Linked DNA regions of Homo sapiens: all the other regions are linked to region 2. The links are chromatin contacts, found by Hi-C or POLR2A ChIA-PET in ENCODE. All regions are on one chromosome and are shown on one strand. The core of a region is the stretch at or near the end of the contact, and the rest is flanking DNA. Distances in the headings are between cores, read along the strand shown. Region 1 holds the start of VPS4B (vacuolar protein sorting 4 homolog B). Region 2 holds the start of SEC11C (SEC11 homolog C, signal peptidase complex subunit). Region 3 overlaps TCF4 (transcription factor 4). Region 4 holds the start of KDSR-DT (KDSR divergent transcript). Region 5 holds the start of SERPINB8 (serpin family B member 8). Region 6 holds the start of PHLPP1 (PH domain and leucine rich repeat protein phosphatase 1). Region 7 holds the start of POLI (DNA polymerase iota).

Region 1 (2,989 bases), core at 48-2,547, 4.3 Mb after region 2:
CTAGGTCGATTTTCAAGATGAAAGTCCCAAGCAAGCCTCCTTTCCCACTCTTTTTGTGTATGTGTGTGTGAAATTTTAATCTCTGTTTAAGTGGGTCTACTTTGAGTGGTCTTTCTTCAGAATCAATTATCATGGGTTAAGGAGTTCTTCCATTACCTTTGATGCCTCTGTCAGGCACTCCAATAACTGCTTGTTCAACAAACTACCGGAAGTCCACGACGGGGACTCAATACAAGTATTTTAGGCTACTCTTTTGTGCCTTATTGACTTACTGGACTGGGAGTCCTCTACATTAAGCCACATTACATTCTAAACGCCACTGAAGCCCTAGATCCATTCTGGGGATGGGAGACACCATTACATTAAGAAATTTCTTTTCTGAACGAATTCCATTCCACAGAGGACTAACGATTAAGCCTAAAATCTTAAGATTCCATGATTTGTGTACAAAACACTGTGCTCATTGCGGTAGAGGAGGGGAAGTGGAGCCACACAGAGGTTTAAGAATACTCCTCGATCTTACACACTACCATCTGGGAGCCACAGGAGTGTGCACATAAATTCAATGACTTCACGGAGATTGCATGCAGGCTGGCTGTAATCTCAGATTCTTGGTCTGTTCCCATATCTCTACTCACCTGACAGCTCAGAATGAAGGGGTCTGCTGTCAGCTTGAGAAACTAAGACCGAACTATGACCACCCTATCTTCAACTGGTCCAGAATAGGGCTTTGCAAAAATTACGTTCTTTCTTTCTCCGTTAACCCTGATTGGAGAAACCTGCCCAGATCTTGGCTGGTTTGGAAGCGGGAAGTGTCAACAAAAGTGAAGAGTCTCACAAAGCCAGTAGCTCGGGAGACCCCAAGAGCGGGCCAGAAACGACCTTTCCGTTGGAAAACGGGCCCCTCTCCCACCTGCTGCAGGTCCCCGGACCCGCCCTCCTGCGCCTCGACCACAGGCGCGGCCGCTTCCTCCCTTCTCCCCGCCCCCCACCCGCTTCTCGCGCCTCCCCTCGATCCCAGCTCCCTAGGGGGACGGGAGATGAGCAATGATACCTGGAGGTTGGGCGAAGTGGATGACATGGCGGAGTTCCCAGGCGGTTCCCAAGGGAACGAGGGGCGAGGAGAGCCAACAGCAGCAACGTCGAAGCGCGCACGGGGTAACAGCCCTCAAACTGGGGAGGCCGGTGGTTCTCGGACCGCGAAGGGCAGCCTCCCTTCCGGAACTTGTTTTAGACAACACTCTCTCCACCAGAGCTCCGACCCTCCCCACCAAACTTCCGCAATCCCGAGGCCCTCTAGGTTCTGGTCCCGCCTCTGCTCCGGGCACTTCCGATTTCGTCATCAGCACGCGCACCCAGTCACCAGACTCCCTTCTCTAGCCACAGCGCAGGCCCTCCCTGGGCCGGGAGAAGTAGCCTGGAAGCCAATCGAGCCCTGGCGGAAGTCGGGCTCGGCGCAGGCGCACTGAGACTCTGGCCTAGGCGCGGGCGGCAGCCTGGCAGACCTAGGAGAGCGCAAGCGCGGAAGCACAGAGCCGGGTTTTGTTGTTTGTTTGTTCCCCACCCCCGGGGACGTCTTTTACTTTGAGATGAATTATTGGCCCCGGCTCCCTTCCCTCCTCATCCACATGCTTTGTTGCCTCGTAGCTTTTGAGTGAAAAAGTCGTCCATTTCCAAGACCCGCCGACTGGGGGCTTTGGGCCTGTGACTGCGCCTTCACTCCGTGTCCTCTGTGGAATGGGGGCGATCACCGTCCTCGTCTCGGTGGTGAATAATTCAGGAGGGAGTGCGCGGTGAGGCGGCCGCACAGCGGTGCGCTAGCAGTCAGGCCGCGGGCGGGTCGGCGCTCGTTCCCGCTTGTTCTTCCCACGCCACTCGGCATCTTCCAAATGACTGTTGTGTTGGGAAGATGAATGTAAATAAGGCGTGGACGGCCGCTGTCCTCGAGTATGTGGTCTGAGAGGGAAGCACTTGTCCTGTAAAATGGGCATATCAGATATTATTTATGCCAGTTATGTTTACAAGCAAATGGCTTGAGGAGGTTGAATGCGTCAGGGATTAGAGGCAGAACCAAAGTAAAACCCTTTCTCAGCCTTCCTATGGTTTGCAGCCACCACCACCCTTTTCTTCTTTTCATAGTTAACATTCTCAAAGGAAAGCAACATAGATGTTTAATCACTCCATCATTTTTTTCTCACTCATTTCTTAATTTTTTCTCATCTGGCATCTCCGAAAGAATTAAAGTCCTCTCCTCTTCCCTCTTCATTGGTATTGTCAACTACCCAGTTCTTGTTTGTCCAGCTTCCCAATATTCCTTATCTGCTTCCTTCACTGTCTCCCTTTCTTACTCCTCCCTGAGCTTAAGCTGAATTTACTCAAGAGTCTGATGTCCTCTTCTCTCTTCACCTCTGCTCATCTAACTCTCTTCTTGAGCTTCAGCTATCAATAGACTAGAAATTGCTTCAAATCTGGATCTCTAGACCCACCCCATCCCCAGCCCAGCATTTACAACAGCCTCCCAGAGGTTTCCTTCACAGGGTTTTTCTGCAAGACAAATTCAACATACTCTAATTAATTACCTTCTACCCTAAACTTCTTTCTCTGGTCTCTCCTTAGAATAGTATTGCCAAATCTGTATCATCCAGGCTCGAAGCACAGAGCCCTCTCTCTGCCCTGCATCTACCCGTCCTTTCTTCCCACTTGTGAATTTGCCTTCGCAAAATGATGACTGAGACAGTGAAAGAGATCTAACTTAACCAACTCCATCTTACTTTTAACCTCCAAGCTGTCCTTGTACATTCCTGAGCATAGGCTGAACTAACTGTGGGAGAAACTGAGTTTATAATTTAAGCAAAGATGGGCCGGGCGTGGTGACTCACGCCTGTAATCCCAGCACTTTGGGAGGCCGAGGTGGGTGGATCACTTGAGGTCAGGAGTTCGAGACCAGCCTGGCCAACATGGTGAAACTCCATCTCTACTAAAAATACAA
Region 2 (2,982 bases), core at 347-2,846:
CACTGTGTCTTGCACTTATAATTTTATACATCTGATATTTGGAAGAATTTTACACAGACTAGCTTCTGGATCTGTACATTTCAAACCTTGTTTTTCCTCTCCATCCACTTATTTCCAAGGTCAAGTGCTGCAGAACACTTTCATATCAGATGCCACTTCCAGTGGGACTTCCTGCCACGGTGCCAGGTGAGTTGGCCCAGTGGATGGCAGTATTCCCAGAAGCCATTTTTTACACGAGGATGGCAGGAAAGACCATGAACCACATAAATAAATTCACTAAACTCAAACCAAATGTATCTCCAACTCGTTTCCTCCTTAGCTGGATCCCCAAAATTCTCCTTGTCCCTCCAACAGGAGGGGAAATGTAATGGAGGTGAAGTTGGAATGCAAAGAAACAGAACTCTTAACCAATAGCAATTGCAATATCTTGCTTTTGAAAGTTTTACACATTCTATGGTTAAGTTTCTCCCACACCTTGGAAAAACACCTTTGCAATTGAAGGGTCCCAGAACTTACCTTTCATTAGCTTCATGGTAAGTCAGCTTCTGGTATATTTTAAATTGCAACCTGATCCTTTCCCCCAGACCTCCCCATTCAACTTATCTGCTTTTCCTGTTGTCATAGCACCTCCATCCTTTAGGTACCGTATAAATTATCCATTATGTCTGCCTTCGGTAGAATATAAGCTTCATGAGGGCAAGAATCTTTGCTTGTTTTGTTAACTGATGTTTCTCAAGTGCCTAGAACAAGGCCAGGTGCATGGTAGGTGCTCCATAAAGATTTGTGGATAAATAAATACAATAAAGAATGCATAATGCATACACGAGTGAGTGAATGAACCAAAGGTAATCTAGGATCAGAACTGTGATGATCTAGGACTTCTAAATTTAAAACTTTGAGTTATATTCCACTCATTTCCACTTAACCTTGGCCATGTCAATGAACCTTTCTGGGCCTTTGCTTTCTCGTGTATGAAATTAGGTGGTTATGTATTCATTTAATTAATATCTATTGCAACCCAATTATGGTCAAGGCATTCAAAGATACTTCCTTGCATACAAGTGGTACCACTCAAAATGCAGAATTCAGCGGCCTCAAAAGTCCCGCCTCTTCCAAGCCCCGCCCACCGCAGTCCATCTTTAGGCCCCGCCCCAATTCGGCTCAGCCCGCCCCAGCGTAGAGGCACCACCTTTCCTCGCTGCAGTCATCCAATAGCCAAGATACACGGCTAGGTGATTTGCGAGCGGGAGTTAGGTGTCCTCTTGGCGCCTGACCAGAGTCGGGAAATTCAGCTCCTCTTGAGTAGTCCCTTCCCCGAGTTGCCCCCCGAGGTATGCGGGGTCACTCGCTGCTCGATGTTCCCTCCGAAGGGTCGGACAAGGCTCCGGAGCCCTGTAGCTGCCCTCCCTAGGAGCCCCGGGTCTTCACTGGCCGAGGTGCCCACCCCGCAGCATTCTGGGAGTGGTAGTTTTCTTCCTTCAGGTTCATTCCTGGCTGGCCAGTGCCCAAGACTGGCGAGACTACGATTCCCAGACGCCCAAGCGAGTCGCCGGTCACGTGGCCGCAAGGACGCTGGGCCGGTGGGCGGGGGCCGGCAGGTGCTCCGCAGCCGTCTGTGCCACCCAGAGCCGGCGGGCCGCTAGGTCCCCGGAGACCCTGCTATGGTGCGTGCGGGCGCCGTGGGGGCTCATCTCCCCGCGTCCGGCTTGGATATCTTCGGGGACCTGAAGAAGATGAACAAGCGCCAGGTGACGGAGGAGGGTGGTGAGCGCGCCGTGGCCGGGACCGCCTGTGCTAGCGGGGAGTCGGGGCTTCCCAGTCAGGGCTCCGGCTCCCAGTGAATGCGGCCGGGCGGCCACCCGAAGCTCCCGCGCTGGGCTCTCAGGCCCTGGGTTCTACGCCTACGTGTGGGCATGGGTGTGCACTTCCTTGCCCTGACAAGAGCACAATTAGGGGAGGGTGCAGGAAAGGGGAGAATAGAAACCCCGTGCCATGGAATGTCAAATGTGGTTGAGAATGCCACAGCCACGCTTGTGGGAGAGATGACTCGGTGAACGACAGCTCTCTGAGCGTATTTGAAGGGCCACCCGGTGAAGAGGGAACCGATTTCTCTGTGGGGCTTCAGAGGCCTGACTGCCGGCAGGTGGAAGAGGCAGAAAGGCAGGCGAGAGGGAAGAACTTTCCTACAACGGGAGCTGTCCAGCGATGCCTCCCAAAGCAGTTTCTTCCCAGCCTGGGCAGTTGTTTTTCCCCTGACCGTGGGTCGGGACTAAATAATGCTCCTTGTGCCTAGAGAGCTCACAAGCTGTGCGCAATCATTGTGGACTCAACCAGTGTTCCCAGCGAGATTCCAGAAGCCTTCTCTAACTTCTGAGATGGCTGCACTCTGAATATAGGAGGCAGTGTAGGGTCTTTGGGCAGCTGGGGTGGTTGAATTCCCTCTCCTTTGTGAGAGGACCTCAGAGGAAAACGTTCCTCTTGCTCTCTTTTTAGCCACTTATTGGCCATCATCACTGTCTTTGGGGCCTTATCTCTTCACTATAAGGTTAAGAGTGAGTAGGGATTGGAAAGGAAGCCCTCTCAGTCAGGAAAAATACGACTATGTAGGCTTCTAGGTAGAGAATTTGGGGGACCTGTAGGACCTGAATATCACGGTGGATACTAATGCCACTATTGCTACTAATAAATTGTGCTAAGAAAAATGGGACCTTCCAACCAGGGAGTTTTGATTGTCTTTGAAAATGGTATTAATCCTCATTATTTTGATGGCATCCAGTTTCATTTGCTCCATCATGTTGAGATGTGGGGTGGTGCCCATGGGAGGTCACAGCTTACTCCTTTAGGCATACGTGTTTTTCCCCTCTCACTCTCCTCCCCCTTCCCCAAGTAGAATTTCAGACTAGTGCAGTAGTGTGGGAAAGTTTGATAATTTCTATTTCATCAACCGTGTTTAGGATGTGGTAGTGTCTAGGTGTGCAAAGC
Region 3 (3,102 bases), core at 409-2,908, 3.8 Mb before region 2:
GGAGGTTACCCTTGTCCATTGAAAAAAGGAGTATAGTTTATTTAGAAGCTAAACTAATTGGTATTTTTTGCTCTCCAGCAGGAGTCACTCCTAACAAAAAATTTAATTCATAAGCTAAATTAAGGCTGATGTTTAGTTAGTAGATGCATATATATGGAATGTTATAAAAAATTGTAATAAATGGTGATAGCTTAGACCCAACAAAGGATCCATGTGTCATATTCAACTTAAAACTGCAATGACAAAAATCCCTAATAGGTATGAGTACAACTTCATAAAAGATCTAATTACTAACAGGAGGACGCAGACAGACAGACACACACACACAGAATTTATTCTGATGACAATAACTTGAGACAGCCTTGCAATTTAATAATGAACACCAACAAACCTCTTACGTGTATATTCCCATATTTCTTTGTATTGAAATCTTAAGACTATGAAATAACTGTTTTCTTATTAAGCAATTAAGATTTTTACTTTTTCAATTGGGATCCTAATTATTTTAAATTTTTTTTCAATATACACACGTATCTGGAGAAAATATTTATCTCAGATAAACACACTTATCGGATAAGTAGAAAATATACTTATCTGAAGTAAATCCATATTACACCAAGAAGTCAGATAAAGCACAAATCATCTCAATCTTTTTAGTGGCATGAACTTATTTTCTTGGCATCATTTAGATATTCTCAGGTAAAATACTTTTAACTATTTACATGGTTCAAATATGGACACATTTAGTTTGGAAGATGCTTTTATCACAGAAAAGTATCAAAATATCAGCGTAAACTGTGAAATCTAATTTTATTTGTGTCTTTTTTAGTGACTTCCTATGTTATCTTGAATTGGTTATTTTTATATGGCCTGGGTTCATATGTAGACATTCAAATGGTTTATCACATGATCAAATATTTATTTTCTGAGTGACTGGTCAGATAGCTTGTATTCATATTGATTATAAAGTAATTCACATTGATTACTAAGGTAAGCAATGGGTTGTTTTTTAACTAGATTTTTGATCCATAAGTAAATATTTGACTTCTACCTTTCTGTGGCACTATTTCCCTTTAGAAGAAAGAAGAGACTTCTCATTTTGCTTTATGTGGCATTATAAAAACTCACACAGACATATATGGTTTGGAGAGACAGCAGCATGCAAAATAGATGCAAAAACCAGATTCTCAAATTTCAGTATACAGTGAAATCTGATCAGATTCATTTCCCCACTTTTCCACATATTTTCATGTCTGAGGTAAAGAATTCAATGAGTATGCCATTATCTACATGAACATAACATCTTCTAGGAAATTCAACAAACCAGAGATACAAAATGGCATCACCCTGCAAACAAGGTAAAATGTAGCTAATAGCATTATGTGATATGGCAAAGTGTAATACCAAGTAGCAAGACCAGAATATATAGATTTTTAGGTTTAATTACACTGGAACCTACACATTTGACTCAAAGTGAAATTCACTTCTTCCTTCCTCAATTTTTTGCAAAGTAACTGCAAAAGTCATAAATTTACTACTAAATCTCTCAAATATTAAATGAAATTAGGCAAACATAGTGCAATTGACACATCTGAAGACTAGATGTGATTTTTATTTAAGGAGAAAAGACTTCATTATGCCTCTTATTTTTCCCCAGGCCGTCAATCTTTTTCCCTTGGGATAAGTGGAATGTTCTTAAAAAAAAAAAAATAACAAACCCTTATCCTAACCCAGTGTAATCCATAGCCAGTCTCCAAGTTTGATACAAAAACAAACCATTTCTATTTTGGTACAATGAGGAAGCATCACACTGGACAATGTAAAAACAGAGATGGAGGAAGTTGACTCAGATTGCTGCACTTCCTAGATGAAGCTGGTTAGCGAGCTTACCACAATCACCTGAGTCAAATGAAATTCGAGGACAATTGTTTTTTTCCCTCAAAATGGTACACGTGTAAATGAATTCCCAAAAAGTTAGAGGGGAAATCCTGGTTATGTTTATTTGTCTGGATGAAGGATGATAGTTGAGAAACTTTTAACAAAAAATGGATGGATGAAGCTGACTGGAATCTCAGCACAGGATGTTCTCAATTTTAAAAAATTTGTGAATAAATATCAGGCTTCCCAATGCATTGCTCGATAATCAGAGGGGAAATGTGATTATTACAATGAAAATGGTTTTCATTCTAAATGAACTAATTATCTAGGGTTTATTAACCCTCTTTGGGGGTGAAGATTCTAGCAATTTCCTGAGGTTTCTAACTGTTGATTACCTTTGTTCTTTCACATCATGGAGCAATAGGACAACTTGCTAGGCAGAGAACAAACAATTGTCAAATACTTTAAATGGCCACCTCTGACAAACGGAATGAAAAGAGTAGGTATAAAGGAAAAACAAAACATAAATTTTAAAATGCAAGTGAATGACCATACAGTGAGAGCATCCAACGTACATCCATCACTGAAGTGCCTTTTCAAGTTCGTGTTTAGCAGATCTAAGTTCCCTCAAGGCCAATCGATAGCCTAAAGCTTAAGCAGGTCATTGGTCCATTCCTAATCTAAATATGGTGTTCTTTAACTCAAAATAAACTTGAATTTTAACGACTGAGTTTTCAAAATAAGCACTCTCTTCATTCTGTTAATCAAAAGCACTTATATACCCACCCCACACATAAACACAGACACGACCAGGAAGGAACAGGTGAGACAAGTTTTGCATCATCTTCTATTAAAAGACAACAACTTAGAGTAAATCCCACGAGTAATCTAAAAGACTTTTTTTAAAGAGATAATGTGCAATTTTAAAAAATTCTGGGTTTTCATTAAATAACAGTGAAAGAAATTCATAAACTTTTATTGAGCATAAACAGTACTAAAATAAGAATGATTTGGGAAAAAAATTGATATTGATAAATTTTGGCTTTTAACATTAACCCAGCTGAATCAGGTATGGGTGATGAGTGAGAAAAAGTACTGTGGCAGTATTGGTCTTATTTCCTTCATTTATGGTTGGGCCAAAAATTGATGTAAAAGTCATCAACTAGCTTTACTGACAGCAATGCCAAAGGCCAAATTATGGTGCTTACCAACCAAAGACATGAA
Region 4 (3,215 bases), core at 504-3,003, 4.2 Mb after region 2:
TCACCTATGACCTGCCGCGGGATGGGGCTGGAAGGACTGGAGTCAAGGCTCAGTGAAACTGTCTTACAAATAAGGAATTCCAATTTTCATTCTGCGTTTAGCTTTAGTTTTTGCAAAGTTATGCTCTATAAACTCAAGCTCTGAAAGGATCCAAGGTTTAAAGCCACGCTTTTGAGGCAGCAGTTCTCTTGCGGATGTAAAACTTTCAGAATTTAGAGTGTCAAGTTTTGCCTTTCTCTTATTTATTTTTTGTAATGAATCCACACTCTTTCCCCATTAGGAACAGGAGGTGTTGGAAAAAGCTAATAGCTTTACAAAGGAGAAATTAAACAGATACATTTTCTCATTCACAAACCCTTGTACAGATTTAAAGCATACTAAGAAAAACGACCATCTTATTTTATACCAGCTCAGCGGGGAGGCTCGGATCTCCGGTGCAGAGATAGGACAGGAAGAGGTGTGCGGCCAATTTTGTAACCAACCCTCCTTACTCCTAACTCCTCGCCTCACTGTGCCTCGGGTTTGGGAGATCCAAACGAGAATGCTCGTGAGAAAGCCACTGCAAACGGGAAAGTGCTGGGCGCAGGCAAGGAGGCATTCTCTCTGTTTAAGAAAGGTGCCACATTTGCAGAACAGGGATCGCTGAATATGCGAGCTTCCGCCAAGAAATAAATCACACCTATCCACCTCTCCTTCATTCCTCGCACACAAGCCTTGTCGTTTAGCTCATCCTTCCCACTAGAAAACAGCAAAGGATTGCATTGGAGCAGCAATCAGCAGATGCCACGCTGAGCTCAGAGACAAGCAGTGTAGACGGGACAGGCGTCCCAATACCGCTAAGCCACCACCGCCAGCCCGCTGGGTTCTGAGCAGTTTCCCCAGGTGAGTCACTTCCTGGAATCCTCTGGCAGCGGCTCTTCCCGTCACTCGCACAGGCCATCTTCCAGTTCCGAGCTGCCTCGGCGGGTCCCGGCGGCTGGGACCCCACTTCCCCGCTGTCTGCCCCCGCCCGGGGCCGCGCGCCGCACCCTGCACACCACCGACCGCTGTGTCCTTGGCAAAGTTTCTCAGCCTCTCTGTGCCTCAGTTGACTCATCGGAAAAACTGAGGACAAAACATCCACATCCCAGGGATGTTGCATGGATTCACGAGCAGCCACAGAACCCCTGGGGCCCCGGGAACCCTGCGGCCGGCGGGGTCCCCCGTCGCACGCTCTCCGGCCCTAGGAGGAGCCCGAGGCTGCGGAGGGCGGGTCCGCGAGGCCGGGTGCCGGGGCCGGGGGAAAAGCGCCGGGGTGGACGGCGGCAGGTGACCTTCCCCATTTGGCCATGCCTTCCTGGGGACCGCGGCCTGGAAAAAGGGACGTAGGCTACGCGGCCTCGGCGGCGGAAAGGCCGCGCGGGCCGGTAAGTCGGGGGGCAGCAACAGGAGGCCACTCACCACCACATGCGCCCCGGGCAGGGCGAGGGGCTTGGGGCTGATGAGCGGAGACACCATGTACAGCAGCAGCACGAAGGCCACGAGGAAGGCGGCAGCCAGCAGCAGCATCGCTCCGCGGGGCCAGGGGCCCGGAGCGGCCGGGCGGGGGCCGCCGGGCAAGGCGCGCAGGGCTGGGCTGCGGCGAGGCGAGAATCACGCGCGGCGGGCGGGCGCCTGGAGTGTTTGGGTTTGCGGGCCGGGGCGGGCCGCGGCGGAGGGGAAGAGGAGGAGCCGGCGCGCGCGCCACCCAGGCGGGGCGGTGCTTCCAGGGGGCGAGTAGGCCGCCACCGCCACCGCCACCGCCACCACTGCCAGAATCGCCTCTCGGGGGTCGCCGGGTGTCTCCCACTCCCCCGGCCTCGGGACGGGGCCCGCAGTCCGCAGCCTCTCCCGTGGAAACCGGGCCTCCCGTCCCTGTGCGTCGCGAGCGGGCTCCGGACAGCGCCAGATGCGAGCGCGCCGGGAAGGGCTGCGAAGACTCGCTCTTCGGGAGCTCGAATGGCTTCTTAGGACCCCGCAGGGCGGGTTTCCAGGCCTGCCACGGCCTCCAGTGTGGGCGTGACGAGCGCTCCTCCCTGGAGTTCAGCCCTCGGCTTGGGACTGCCCGCTGGGTTGCTCGGAGGCCCCGGAGCATCGGAAAGGGCGGCTGGAGGCTCCCGGAGCGGGCTCAGCCTGGGAGCCCAGCGACTACGCTCTGAAATCCCGGGCTCCATTCCATATTTTTTGGCGTTTTTAGAAGATGGTCACGGCCCACTTTCGCTTTTCAGAGGACCGGAAAGCCTTAACAGGGAGTTTTGAGGAATCACTAAGGTAATTCAATTTCATTGAGTTCAGAGTTCATCTTTACCAAGCAGGTTCAAAACAAATAAATAACGCAAACAACTCAGCTTTATTAAGGTCTCATTCACGTACTATACCATACAATTCCCGATTTAACGTGCGTAATAGGCCGGGCGAGGTAGCTCGCGCCTGTAATCCCCGACCTTTGGGAGGCTGAGGCGGGCGGATCTCTTCAGGTCTGGAGTTCGAGACCAGCCTGGCCATGATGGTGAAACCCCCGTCTCTACTAAAAATACAAAAAATCACCCGGGCATGGTGGCGTATGCTTGTAATCCCAGCTACCCTGGAGGCTGAGGCAGGAGAATCGCTTGAACCCGGGAGGCAGAGATTGCGGTGAGATCGCGCCACTGCACTCCAGCCTGGGTGACAGATCAAGACTCCGTCTCAAAAATAAATAAATAAATAAAGCTTATAATAAATTGTCTTTAATATAGTCACAGTTGTAGACCCATCACTACCATAAATTTTAGAACATTTTTGTCACAACCCCCCAAAATCCTATACTCATTGGCAGTCACGACCCATTTCCTCCCAAGCCCCGCCCAAGCCTAAGCAATCCCTCATGTTTCTGTCTCTATAATCTTGCCTATTCGGGATATTTCACATAAATGGAATCATATAATATGTAGCCTTTTTCATCCTATCTTTCACTTACTGTAATGTTTTCAAGGTTCATCCATGATATGAAGTACTACATGTTAATACTTCATTTATTTTTATTGCCAAATAATATCCCATTGTATGACTATACGACATTTTAATTTTCCATTCATCAATTGAGGAATATTTAGGTTGTTTCCACTTTTTGACTATTAGAATTATGCTAACTGTAAATATTCATTTACCGGTTTTTGTGTGGGCATTATGTTTCATTTCTCTTGGGTACATGCCTAGTA
Region 5 (3,267 bases), core at 573-3,072, 4.8 Mb after region 2:
TGCAGCCAGAGGGACCTTCGTAAATACAAATATGATTATGTTTCTCCCCAGCTTAAAATCCTTTTGTGTTTCCCCATAGTCCACAAGGGAACGAAGAAACACCACCAACAGCGTCCACATGGCCTTCACGACATGGCCCTGTGGACACATCAGACGTTGTCTTGCAGTGCCTCATCCACACTATCTGTACCACTGCAGGCCTGGATACGTCATGGTTTTCATGGTGCTATCTTGTGCCTCTTTGCACCTGCACGCACTGTGTTTCCTACATGGGATATCTGTGTTTACAACCAAACTCCCAGGGGCCAAATTATATCCTTTGTAAAGGACTTCAAACCACCAGGCATTTGCTGGAAGTTTCACGGAGGAAAACAAGCATTTTTCATCTTTTAATCTGTTTTGCTGGTCAAAGAGGAAAAGGAGTGGATGGACAAAGTGGGGCCCAAAGTCTGGATCTAGTTCTGACCAACAAGGAGAAATTGATGCACAATGGGGAAGTGACCTTGGCATTTTCAACTGGCAGAGCCGGTAAGTTTGGGCACAGTTCAAATGTGAGTCTGTAGCCACTAGAGAGAGGGGTTTCAAAGTCATGGAGAAAAGATGGGGGTGAATCCTGCACCAAGACTTATTGAGGAGAGTTCTTGGGAACAGTTACTTTTAGGATTCCACAGGGAAATCACTGAGCGAGTTTTACAAAATACTGCTGCTGGGTTCCCTCCTCCAAGAGATCTTTACTTAATTGGTTTGGGGTGCAGAGTGGGAATGTGCATCTTTAAAAGCAGAATTCCCAAACTGGAGAGCTCTGTGAGAGCTTCCTGCAGGAGACATTATTTGAACTGAATTTTGAAAGACAAGCTTGCATGCCAGGAACCCCATGTATATGAACAGAGGATATGAAGGAATGTAAATAATTTGCTATGGCTCTAAAGAAAAGAAGGGAGAAATCAAGACGTGAAGAGGCTTACACTCCTTGCTCAATAGTTTCTAATTTATCTTTTTGGATAAGAGGATGTTATAAAGGATTTTAAACTGAGGTATAAAATAATTAGAATTGGAATGTTTACCTGAACTTCAGAGTAGGCAATAGGTTGGCATGGATCAGAACTGTAGGTAGGAAAATTAATTGTTTAGGAGAGACATGAGACATGATAGAGGTGACAGAGTATGGACAGGAGGAACACAAAAGTGATAGAAGTAACAGGACTGTTGATCATTTAGTTAAAAGAACTGCGGAGGGACACACCCAGGTTTCTGAGAGATGTCCAGTAGTACACAGGTAACATCTACGGCTCGAGACAGGTTAGAGATTTTGAAGAAATAAGTTAAAAGTTGAAACATGAACCTATGGATATAGTGGAGGTCATACAAGAAGATCATATTATAATGAAAAGAAGAGGGCTTAGAATGGTAGGAAAGGAATCAGGATACCAAGCAAAGGAGTCAGGAAAGAAGGGAAGGGTGCTCTGGAAATCCTGGGAAGGTCAAAGAAGAAAGGGCTAAATGTCGCCAACAAACAAAATGAAATAAGACCTGGGATGTATTTTTTGGCCAAGGCAATTAGAAAATGATTAGTATCCTTATCAGGAGCAATTTCAGAGAATGTTTGGGTGGACGTCTAACTACAGTGGAGTCAAACGTGAATCAACGGTGAAAAAAGGACAATAGCCAATGTGTACACTTTTTATAAAAACCACCCTCCAAGGACCAGGCACTGGCCCTCTCTCCGGTGCCCACAGACATCCACACAGGCCCAAAGAATCAGGGATTGCACAAGCCAGAGCAATCGAACGGTTCTGAGTCATCTGCCGGAAGCCTTGCCCTCAATCAAGGCGGACGTGAAGCATCTACAAAGGAGGAATAGTCAAAGCAGCAGCGGCGGCGGCGGCGGCGGCAGCAGCAGCAGCAGCAGGAGGTGGGGGCCTCTGCCAGGTACCGGGCGGGGCAGGCACGGAGGTGCCCAGGTTCCCGCGGAGGCCACCTCTTCCCTGGAGTGCGTGAGAGAGGGGAAGGGAGGAAGGCCAGAGCAGGAATCAGAGCGAGGCAAAGGCGGGCAGGAACTAGGAGAATGACGGCGGGAGGCGGCCGGGAAAGAGAGTCGCGGGGCTGTGGGGGTCGCCCTGGCACCAGCCGGGGTCCCAAGCCCCACCGCGAGACCCGGCGAAGGCCGAGGGCCGGGTCCCGAGAACAGGTGCGCCCAGACCCGCCCTGAATAGGAAGCTGCCCCTGGAGAGGGAGCGTCTGTTTCTAGGCTTGCGATTTGCTGCGCTGTGATTTGCTGCCGGATGGGAGCGGGGGGTGACGCGAGCAGTGAGTTTGGAAGCGCCGGAAGCTTGGGCGGGAGCCCCGGGAGGGCGAGTGGGAGGAGCCGCCGCTGCGGAGGAGGCTCCGGGAGTGCGGGTGGCGGGGCCTGGAATTTCCGTGGCGCCTGGGGCAGATCGGGGAGGCGCCGAGTCCCTGCTCCCCTGGCGCCCAAGCTTGCCCCTGTGCTTACAGCCTATTGGTTGCACCTTCTCCTTCCCTTCCTGTCCCCCCCCTCCGTTCTTTCCACCCCTGCCTTCATCTTTCTGTATCTTTCATATTCTCTTCTTCATTGTCTGCTTCCTCTCAAATGGGATGGGGTTGGGGGTGCTTCTTCACCTACGCCCCTCTCTGTTGCAGCCACCGGCGTTACTTTAACCAATTCCTCACTTTCCAGACACTCTCAGTCCTCTGGCTGCTGCTTCACTCCTGAGACCTCTCCATTCCAAAGGGCCTCACCCAGGGCTGCTCTCCGGGCCCCTCCCGCTTCCCTGCCTCGGGCTCTGCGTAGACCGCGCCCTCTTCCCTGGGTCCACTCGCAGGGGCAGACTCGTCTCCCCAGTTCTCCCAGCACACCCTGATGGCTGGGTCTCAGTCTCCGTTTCGCGCGCGCGCTCTCCCCTCGCCCTCCTCTGTCTCTTCCTTTTACTACCTCCAGATATTGGAAATTCCACAGAAATAGGTGGATTTCTTCCCTTGTGCCTCCACTAGATGTTCTGTGTAGTTTCATCCATTCTCATGGAACCTCTCGGAATCGGGATGCTGATGGCTCCAGGTCTCTGGCTCTAGACAGTCTACTCATCCCCGTCCCTAACTGTTTACAAACATCCTTGGCTGTCTTTGTTACAGGTTCACCTGGTATGGTGTGTTCCACGCATCTCAAATGGAACAAGTCATATTCCCCATTCCAGCCTGACTCCTCATTTAAAATTCCAGTGGTTCACGACCCACCCTGAGTATGAATTTATA
Region 6 (3,383 bases), core at 178-2,677, 3.6 Mb after region 2:
CCTGGGCCCGAGAGGCGGAGGTTGCAGTGAGCCCAGATCGCGCTACCGCACTCCAGCCTGGACGACAGACCCACTCTGTGGCCAAAAAAAAAAAAAAAAAAAAGAAAAAAAGAAAAAAGAAAGAAAAAAAGAAAAGAAAAATCCCGAATTACAAAGCAATTGGGGGAATGGTAATTCAATTAAAAAGGTGTACAACATTCTTTTAAATAGTAAACTGCCCAATGATTACAACATTGATTCAACTGACGAAAAATACAACTTTTCAGACCACGACTAAACATTGTGGCAGTAGAAACTATTTTTTTTTTCCCTGAATGATGAAAGAAAAAAACCAGAGAAGACGTTAAGACAGAACACGTGGAAAAAGCCCATCTCATACTCCATTCTAATGTTTCTTCTACTTACCAGTGCTTTCTGTGTCATTAAACTACTTCAGACTTCAAGAGCAATGGGAAACAATGAAACCTCAGTCCTTTGCTATTTTCCTTTTCAGGTACAGGAGAGGGAGAGGACAGACTTAGGGTTGTGCCTTCGAACAAGCACATTCAACGACAGCCTCAGTTAGAATTCCCAGACGCTGCCTGTCTTCCTGGGTCTTGAAAAAGTGGGGAAAAAGTGAGGTTGGCCCACTCAGACTGCCAGTGATGCTGTGGTGTGACGGGTGTGTATCTCTATCTCATACAATGGGCGCAGGTGAGGACCAGGACCTGCGACCTTCGTACGTTTACAGTCCCTGAAAGCCCTCACCTTTAATTAGTAGGGAAAATAAAAGTCATCTGGCAAGCTGGAGTGCGGGTAAAATACAAGTTAATGAACATGAGCATTCGTGTTCATTAAGAACTCTGGCACAGAGTTCAACGGCAGAGGGCACAATACTCACTGGCCACGGCCAGCTGCTGGCGGCCAGGAGAAGCAGAACCAAAGGACCGCTGGGACTTGTAGTCCACCATGTTTCCCTCGGGATTGCCGATCCCCTTACGAGAACCACAACTCCCAAGGTTTACCGCGCGCGTCGGTCTTCACTGCCCTCTCCGAGGCCGGCTCAGGAACCTCCCGGGAAACTGCCCCCCACCCCGCCCTCGTACGCACGCGTCACGTTTGTTTACCCTGAAGCTCCGCCTCCGGCCATCCCCTGGCTCTCCCCACTCCTCCCTGGAATGCCGTCATGCCGGCGATGAATATTTATGAGGCACACGCGGCCCTCCCGCCCTGCCAGCCTCCCGCCTTCCCGCTCCCGGCGCATGATTAATATTCAATGAGCCCAGATCCGCGGCTGGTTCGCCGGGTTGAGGCGGGGGTAGCGGGCGGGGCCGGCGCTGGGGAGCCCGCGACCCGGGCGGGGAGGGCGTGTGTCGGGGGGGCGGTGGCGGCGAGGCGGGCGCGCGGGATGGAACACTGAGACACCGACGGAATGCTCCGAATCGCCACATAATCCCCTGGAACGGCCGCGCACAACGCCATTGGCTTCTCCCTTCTCCGCGCGCCGCCGCCGTCTCCCACCTCCGCCTCATCGCCTCCCTCTCCGCCCGCTGCCTCCGGAGCTGGGGGGGAAACGCGAAGCCCCACTGCAATGGAGCCCGCCGCCGCGGCCACGGTACAGCGACTCCCCGAGCTCGGCAGGGAGGACCGAGCTTCGGCTCCGGCGGCCGCCGCTGCGGCAGCAGCAGCAGCAGCGGCGGCCGCGGCGGCTCTGGCGGCGGCGGCCGGGGGCGGCCGGAGTCCGGAGCCCGCGCTGACCCCGGCGGCCCCGAGCGGCGGGAACGGCAGCGGCAGCGGGGCGCGGGAAGAGGCCCCAGGCGAGGCGCCGCCGGGGCCGCTGCCGGGCAGAGCGGGGGGTGCCGGGCGCAGGAGGCGGCGCGGGGCGCCCCAGCCCATTGCCGGCGGGGCTGCCCCCGTACCCGGGGCCGGCGGCGGCGCCAACTCCCTCCTGCTGAGGAGAGGGCGGCTGAAGAGGAATCTGTCCGCGGCCGCCGCGGCCGCCTCCTCGTCGTCGTCGTCCTCGGCCGCTGCTGCCTCGCACTCCCCCGGCGCTGCCGGCCTCCCCGCCTCCTGCTCGGCCTCGGCGTCGCTGTGCACCCGGAGCCTGGACAGGAAGACGCTGCTTCTGAAGCACCGGCAGACGCTGCAGCTGCAGCCGTCGGACCGGGACTGGGTGAGGCACCAGCTCCAGCGCGGCTGCGTGCACGTCTTCGACCGCCACATGGCCTCGACCTACCTGCGCCCGGTGCTCTGCACACTGGACACCACGGCCGGCGAGGTGGCCGCCCGCCTGCTGCAGCTGGGCCACAAAGGCGGCGGCGTGGTGAAGGTGCTGGGCCAGGGGCCCGGAGCCGCCGCCGCCCGGGAGCCCGCTGAACCGCCCCCCGAGGCCGGCCCCCGGCTGGCGCCCCCGGAGCCGCGGGACTCGGAGGTACCGCCCGCGAGGAGCGCGCCGGGTGCCTTCGGGGGGCCTCCGCGCGCGCCCCCCGCCGACCTACCCCTGCCCGTCGGCGGCCCGGGCGGGTGGTCGCGCCGCGCCAGCCCAGCGCCCTCGGACTCCAGCCCCGGCGAGCCGTTCGTTGGGGGCCCTGTCTCTTCGCCCCGCGCCCCACGGCCTGTGGTCTCCGACACCGAGAGCTTCAGTCTGAGTCCCAGCGCCGAGAGCGTGTCTGACCGGTTGGACCCCTACAGCAGCGGCGGCGGCTCCTCGTCGTCGTCGGAAGAGCTCGAGGCCGACGCAGCCTCGGCCCCGACGGGGGTCCCGGGCCAGCCCCGCCGTCCCGGCCACCCCGCGCAGCCCCTCCCGCTTCCCCAGACGGCTTCCTCGCCTCAGCCGCAGCAGAAAGCCCCGAGGGCCATTGACAGCCCGGGCGGGGCCGTCCGCGAGGGGTCGTGCGAGGAGAAGGCAGCGGCAGCCGTGGCCCCGGGAGGCCTCCAGTCTACCCCCGGGAGGAGCGGGGTGACCGCGGAGAAGGCGCCTCCGCCGCCCCCGCCGCCCACCCTGTACGTGCAGCTCCACGGAGAGACCACCCGGCGCTTGGAGGCGGAGGAGAAGCCATTGCAGATCCAAAATGACTACCTCTTCCAACTGGGATTTGGGGAGCTGTGGAGGGTGCAGGAGGAAGGCATGGACTCGGAGATTGGCTGCCTCATCCGCTTCTATGCAGGTAAGGAAGTCACCTGCCTTGACGGGTGGTTGCAAAAGCTGCCGAGGACCGAGGAGTGATTCAAATTGCTTGTCAGTTTGCCCAACCCAAGAGTAAGTGCGGGTCCTGATGAGTCTTTGTCTTAAACTTTACAGCTTTTTCATACAGTCTGTGTAGTACTAGATTGAGCAATCTTTAAATCTGCACGTTTTATCAATCTTGAGGGCTCAGAGGTTGGAAAGCAATGTGAAAGAGGTG
Region 7 (3,273 bases), core at 234-2,733, 4.9 Mb before region 2:
ATCTAATGCCTGATGATCTATCACTATCTCCCATCACCCCAGATGGGACAGTCTAGTTGCAGGAAAACACGCTCAGGGCTCCCACTGATTCTACCTCATTATCTATTAAAATGTAATAATAATAGAAATAAAGTGCACAACAAATGTAACGCACTTGGATCATCCCAAAACCATCCCCCTCCCTTCTGTCTGTGGAAAAATTGTCTTCCATGAAACCAGCCCCTGGTGCCAAAAAGGTTGGGAATGGCTGCTTTAAAGGGTTTCTCAAGGTTCTAATATTTTATTTGATAAGAAGTAGAATCATATAAAAAACCAAACATATGTGTTAATTTGGGTATTTATACAGATATAGTGTATATACATACATACAGGCATGGAGGAATTTCCAAATTTCCTCTATTGTAAAACATACACATACACACACCAACACACACATGCACACATGGTATCCTAATAGAAGGCAAGGAGAATAGACATTTACTGAGCACTTCCTATGTGCCACATGTTTTATATACATTAGGATATTACAGTATATGGTAGCTTTTATCCATTCATTCAATCTCAATACTTTTTTTTTTTTTTAAGAGTAGAGCAACTGAGGCTCACAGCAGTTATGTAACCTGCCCAAAGTCACACAGCATGATGGAGGGTCTGGATTGGAGATTTTGTCTGACTACAACACTCATGTATCAAATCCTATTCAGTTTTGATGTTAAAAATTCTGTGGTTGAATTCGTCACAGTGTCTTTAAATAAAACAACAACAAACAAAACACAGCAAACCTTAACATAGTTGCTAATCATATGAGTTTACAAGGCCACCTGTGTCTTTACTATCAGTTACACTCCTTCCCACCCCATCACATTAATCACTCAGGTCTAGGGATTTGCAAGTTTGCTAACAGCCGAATGGAACAAAGACAAAACGCTAAAATTTGTGATGTGGGCCTAACTCCAAAGCCTTCAAGAAAAAAAAAAAAAGGCCAGGCGCAGTGGCTCATGCCTGTGATCTCAACACTTTGGGAGGCCTAGGAGGGTGGATCACCTGAGGACAGGAGTTCGAAACCAGCCTGACCAACATGGTGAAACCTCGTCTCTACTAAATACAAAAAAATTAGCTGGGCGTGATGGCGCATGCCTGTTAATCCCAGCTACTTGGGAGGCTGAGGCAGGAGAATCGCTTGAATCCGGGAGGCAGAGGTTGCAGTGAGCCGGTATTGCGTCACTGTTGCCCACTCCAGCCTGAGCAACAAGAACGAAACTCCGTCTCAAAAAAAAAAAAAATAGCCATTTGTGCTTTCAATCTCTCCGCTTCCGGCCTCCACCCGGCGGGAAAAAACTCCCGCACGTGGGCCTCCACGATTCCTTGGCATGCGTGTCACTCTGGGCAACAGGCTGGTCGGCCACGACTGCGCAGGCGAGAGGCACAGAGCGACTGGAGACTGTAGTCCCCCGGTTTCCCTGGAGACCAGGCGGAAGCGGCCGGAAGTAGCGCTGCGGTTGGCAGCGGCGGGATGGAGAAGCTGGGGGTGGAGCCGGAGGAGGAAGGCGGCGGCGACGACGACGAGGAAGACGCCGAGGCCTGGGCCATGGAACTGGCGGACGTGGGGGCGGCAGCCAGCTCGCAGGGTGCGCCGCAGCCAGAGGAGCCAGCGGCCTCCTTGGGTGTAAATGAGAAGGGTGGGGCAGGCGGACGCTCGGGGCGGCGGCCACTGGGGCGCGACCGTCCCCGCCCCACTCGGCTCCTCTAAGAGAGGGCTGCCTCCCTCTGCCTTGTGTTACGCGGCGGGTACCTCTAGAGGAATGGCTTCACCCAGCAGGAGTAGGGTGGGGCGCGTCCACACTACAAATACGTGTCGAGGGTTTATCTGCGCCGTCCTTTCCTCTGTGAGGGGCGAGGTGGGGCGGGAATCCCTCAGCCAGCCCGACGAAAACTGCAGAGGCTTCTGGGCCTTTTAACTTTGGAGAAGTTGAGGACCTTGTCGCTCATTTGGCAGAAGGTGGGACCCGGATCTCAGTCCTGGCAGGAAGGGATGGCTCAGAACCTAGGCGGAGTCAGGTCCGCTGTGGTCACGTCTCCGGTGACCCACTTCCAGCTCTGGTCTTTACCTTGTACCGCCCACCTCAGGGCCTGGATGTAAAGGCACCGGTTCTCATTTCCTGCTGGTTTTGTTTCATTCATTAATTTAGAGACAAGGTCTCCCTGCAGCCTCGAACCCCTGGGCTCAAGTGATCCTCCGCCCCAGCCTCTCCGTCCCGAGTAGCTGGGACAGCAGGCACGTGCCACCACACCTGGCTGATTTTCAGATTTTTTTAGATCAGGTGTAGCTGTGTTGTCCAGGCTGGTCTCAAACTCCAGCCACAAGCGATCCTTCCACCTCAGCTTCGAAAAGTATTGGGATTACAGTAGTTAGCCATCGTGCCTGGCCTTTTAAATTTTGGAACTTTAGGTTTACCTGAAAGTTGCAGAGCTAGATCCCCCTAGTGTTAACATAAACTCAGTACATTTGTCAAAACTAGGAAATTAACATTGGTATAATACTATTAATTGAACTACACGCTTTATTAATATTCTACCAGTTTTTCTGCTAACGTTCATTTTCTGTTCCAGGATCCCAACCAGAATATTGTATTGTATTTTGCCTGTCTTGTTTTTAGCCAGTGTTGAGAGAAGGAGTCGCCTCTGTCATTCCCTCCCCGACAAATAATGACCTAACAACTTTTTAAAATCAAAGAACTATTCAGTCTTTCAATTTAGTGAATATTTATTGGTGGTCTGTTATGTCCTAGACACTGTTTTAGGCACTGGCGATTTAGCATTAAACCAGATAATCCTGCTGCCATGGGAGCTAAAAATAGCCCACACTTGTACCCACTGGTTGTCTTTTGCCATTTTGTATTTCAGTTTTTGTTGGTTTGTTTGTTTTAAATGTAAGGGCATGCTGCTTAGAATAATTTTCAAGCTGTGTGAAAATCAACGTCATTTCAACTTTTCTGCCCCTTCTGGTTTACACTAAGAGCTACTATAAACTTCCAGGTGATAGTATTAGCTCTTTCATCATCCATTATTTATCACATTTTTTCCCTTCAAACTTATTACTATCCTGAGAAAAACGCAGTGCACAAACAGTAATTAAGAGGACTGAAGACCCTACCCTAAGTGGAGTTTCATGTCTTTGTAATTTTTCGATGCTTTCACACATAATCCAGGAGAAAACACGTCACTCTGCATTCTTCCTTCACAGGTACCATGTTTTAAGGAACTGTCAGTTGC

Evidence for each region. A loop is a pair of places that touch in the nucleus more often than their neighbours do. ChIA-PET counts read pairs that join two places held with the same protein, here RNA polymerase II (POLR2A). Pooled maps may share reads with other maps.
Region 1: a map of CD8-positive, alpha-beta T cell shows a loop between it and region 2 (31-fold over the local background). The contact joins the promoter of VPS4B here to the promoter of SEC11C in region 2. A Hi-C loop is called at or near these places in 2 of 168 maps with a recorded cell type or tissue (CD4-positive, alpha-beta T cell and CD8-positive, alpha-beta T cell) and 9 of 50 pooled maps.
Region 3: a loop to region 2 is called in a map with no recorded cell type, with 5 times the contacts of the local background. The contact joins the enhancer-like site here to the promoter of SEC11C in region 2. A Hi-C loop is called at or near these places in 2 of 37 single-sample maps with no recorded cell type and 3 of 50 pooled maps.
Region 4: a loop to region 2 is called in a map of naive thymus-derived CD4-positive, alpha-beta T cell, with 36 times the contacts of the local background. The contact joins the promoter of KDSR-DT here to the promoter of SEC11C in region 2. A Hi-C loop is called at or near these places in 1 of 168 maps with a recorded cell type or tissue (naive thymus-derived CD4-positive, alpha-beta T cell) and 7 of 50 pooled maps. POLR2A ChIA-PET finds 5 or more read pairs at or near these places in 1 of 52 experiments (activated CD4-positive, alpha-beta T cell).
Region 5: a loop to region 2 is called in a pooled map, with 31 times the contacts of the local background. The contact joins the promoter of SERPINB8 here to the promoter of SEC11C in region 2. A Hi-C loop is called at or near these places in 9 of 50 pooled maps.
Region 6: a loop to region 2 is called in a map of CD4-positive, alpha-beta memory T cell, with 32 times the contacts of the local background. The contact joins the promoter of PHLPP1 here to the promoter of SEC11C in region 2. A Hi-C loop is called at or near these places in 2 of 168 maps with a recorded cell type or tissue (CD4-positive, alpha-beta memory T cell and naive thymus-derived CD4-positive, alpha-beta T cell) and 8 of 50 pooled maps.
Region 7: a pooled map shows a loop between it and region 2 (17-fold over the local background). The contact joins the promoter of POLI here to the promoter of SEC11C in region 2. A Hi-C loop is called at or near these places in 2 of 37 single-sample maps with no recorded cell type and 8 of 50 pooled maps. POLR2A ChIA-PET finds 5 or more read pairs at or near these places in 1 of 52 experiments (activated CD4-positive, alpha-beta T cell).

The regions. Positions count from the first base shown.
Region 1 is chr18:63,421,179-63,424,167 of GRCh38, forward strand. It overlaps VPS4B (vacuolar protein sorting 4 homolog B), which reads right to left and starts at 1,298. Exons shown (of 11, transcript NM_004869.4): 1 at 1,055-1,298. The coding sequence starts at 1,081. RefSeq lists an enhancer at 1,166-1,465.
Region 2 is chr18:59,138,288-59,141,269 of GRCh38, forward strand. SEC11C (SEC11 homolog C, signal peptidase complex subunit) reads left to right here and starts at 1,597. Exons shown (of 6, transcript NM_033280.4): 1 at 1,597-1,748. The coding sequence starts at 1,662. RefSeq lists silencers at 1,027-1,076, 1,497-1,636 and enhancers at 1,187-1,276, 1,357-1,456.
Region 3 is chr18:55,326,685-55,329,786 of GRCh38, forward strand. All of the region lies in intron 8 of TCF4 (transcription factor 4), which reads right to left. Among named protein-coding and RNA genes, the nearest start is that of TCF4-AS1, 120 kb to the right of the region's middle. Within about 2 kb of position 1,659, at least 3 of the 41 ENCODE cell types and tissues checked have a DNase peak (open chromatin) inside an H3K27ac peak, as active enhancers do.
Region 4 is chr18:63,365,571-63,368,785 of GRCh38, forward strand. It overlaps KDSR-DT (KDSR divergent transcript), which reads left to right and starts at 1,754. Exons shown (of 2, transcript NR_186602.1): 1 at 1,754-2,289. It overlaps KDSR (3-ketodihydrosphingosine reductase), which reads right to left and starts at 1,636. Exons shown (of 10, transcript NM_002035.4): 1 at 1,441-1,636. The coding sequence starts at 1,548. LOC124904317 (a long non-coding RNA gene) reads right to left here and starts at 1,430. Exons shown (of 2, transcript XR_007066400.1): 1 at 680-1,430. RefSeq lists enhancers at 726-1,020, 1,060-2,007 and silencers at 869-918, 1,269-1,328, 1,399-1,848, 1,959-2,008.
Region 5 is chr18:63,968,259-63,971,525 of GRCh38, forward strand. It overlaps SERPINB8 (serpin family B member 8), which reads left to right and starts at 1,823. Exons shown (of 7, transcript NM_002640.4): 1 at 1,823-1,912. It overlaps LOC105372165 (a long non-coding RNA gene), which reads right to left and starts at 2,246. Exons shown (of 3, transcript XR_935576.3): 1 at 1,065-2,246; 2 at 1-15. It also overlaps a transcript of HMSD not described here. RefSeq lists enhancers at 1,655-1,704, 1,735-1,904, 2,197-2,491 and silencers at 1,965-2,164, 2,175-2,234, 2,305-2,524.
Region 6 is chr18:62,714,114-62,717,496 of GRCh38, forward strand. It overlaps PHLPP1 (PH domain and leucine rich repeat protein phosphatase 1), which reads left to right and starts at 1,428. Exons shown (of 17, transcript NM_194449.4): 1 at 1,428-3,146. The coding sequence starts at 1,571. RefSeq lists enhancers at 632-691, 782-891, 1,849-2,811 and silencers at 1,162-1,451, 1,802-2,031, 2,242-2,381, 2,692-2,791, 2,892-3,011.
Region 7 is chr18:54,268,034-54,271,306 of GRCh38, forward strand. POLI (DNA polymerase iota) reads left to right here and starts at 1,484. Exons shown (of 10, transcript NM_007195.3): 1 at 1,484-1,628. The coding sequence starts at 1,514. LOC124904307 (a long non-coding RNA gene) reads right to left here and starts at 1,872. Exons shown (of 2, transcript XR_007066379.1): 1 at 1,793-1,872. RefSeq lists enhancers at 846-995, 1,256-1,385, 1,916-1,965 and a silencer at 1,596-1,845.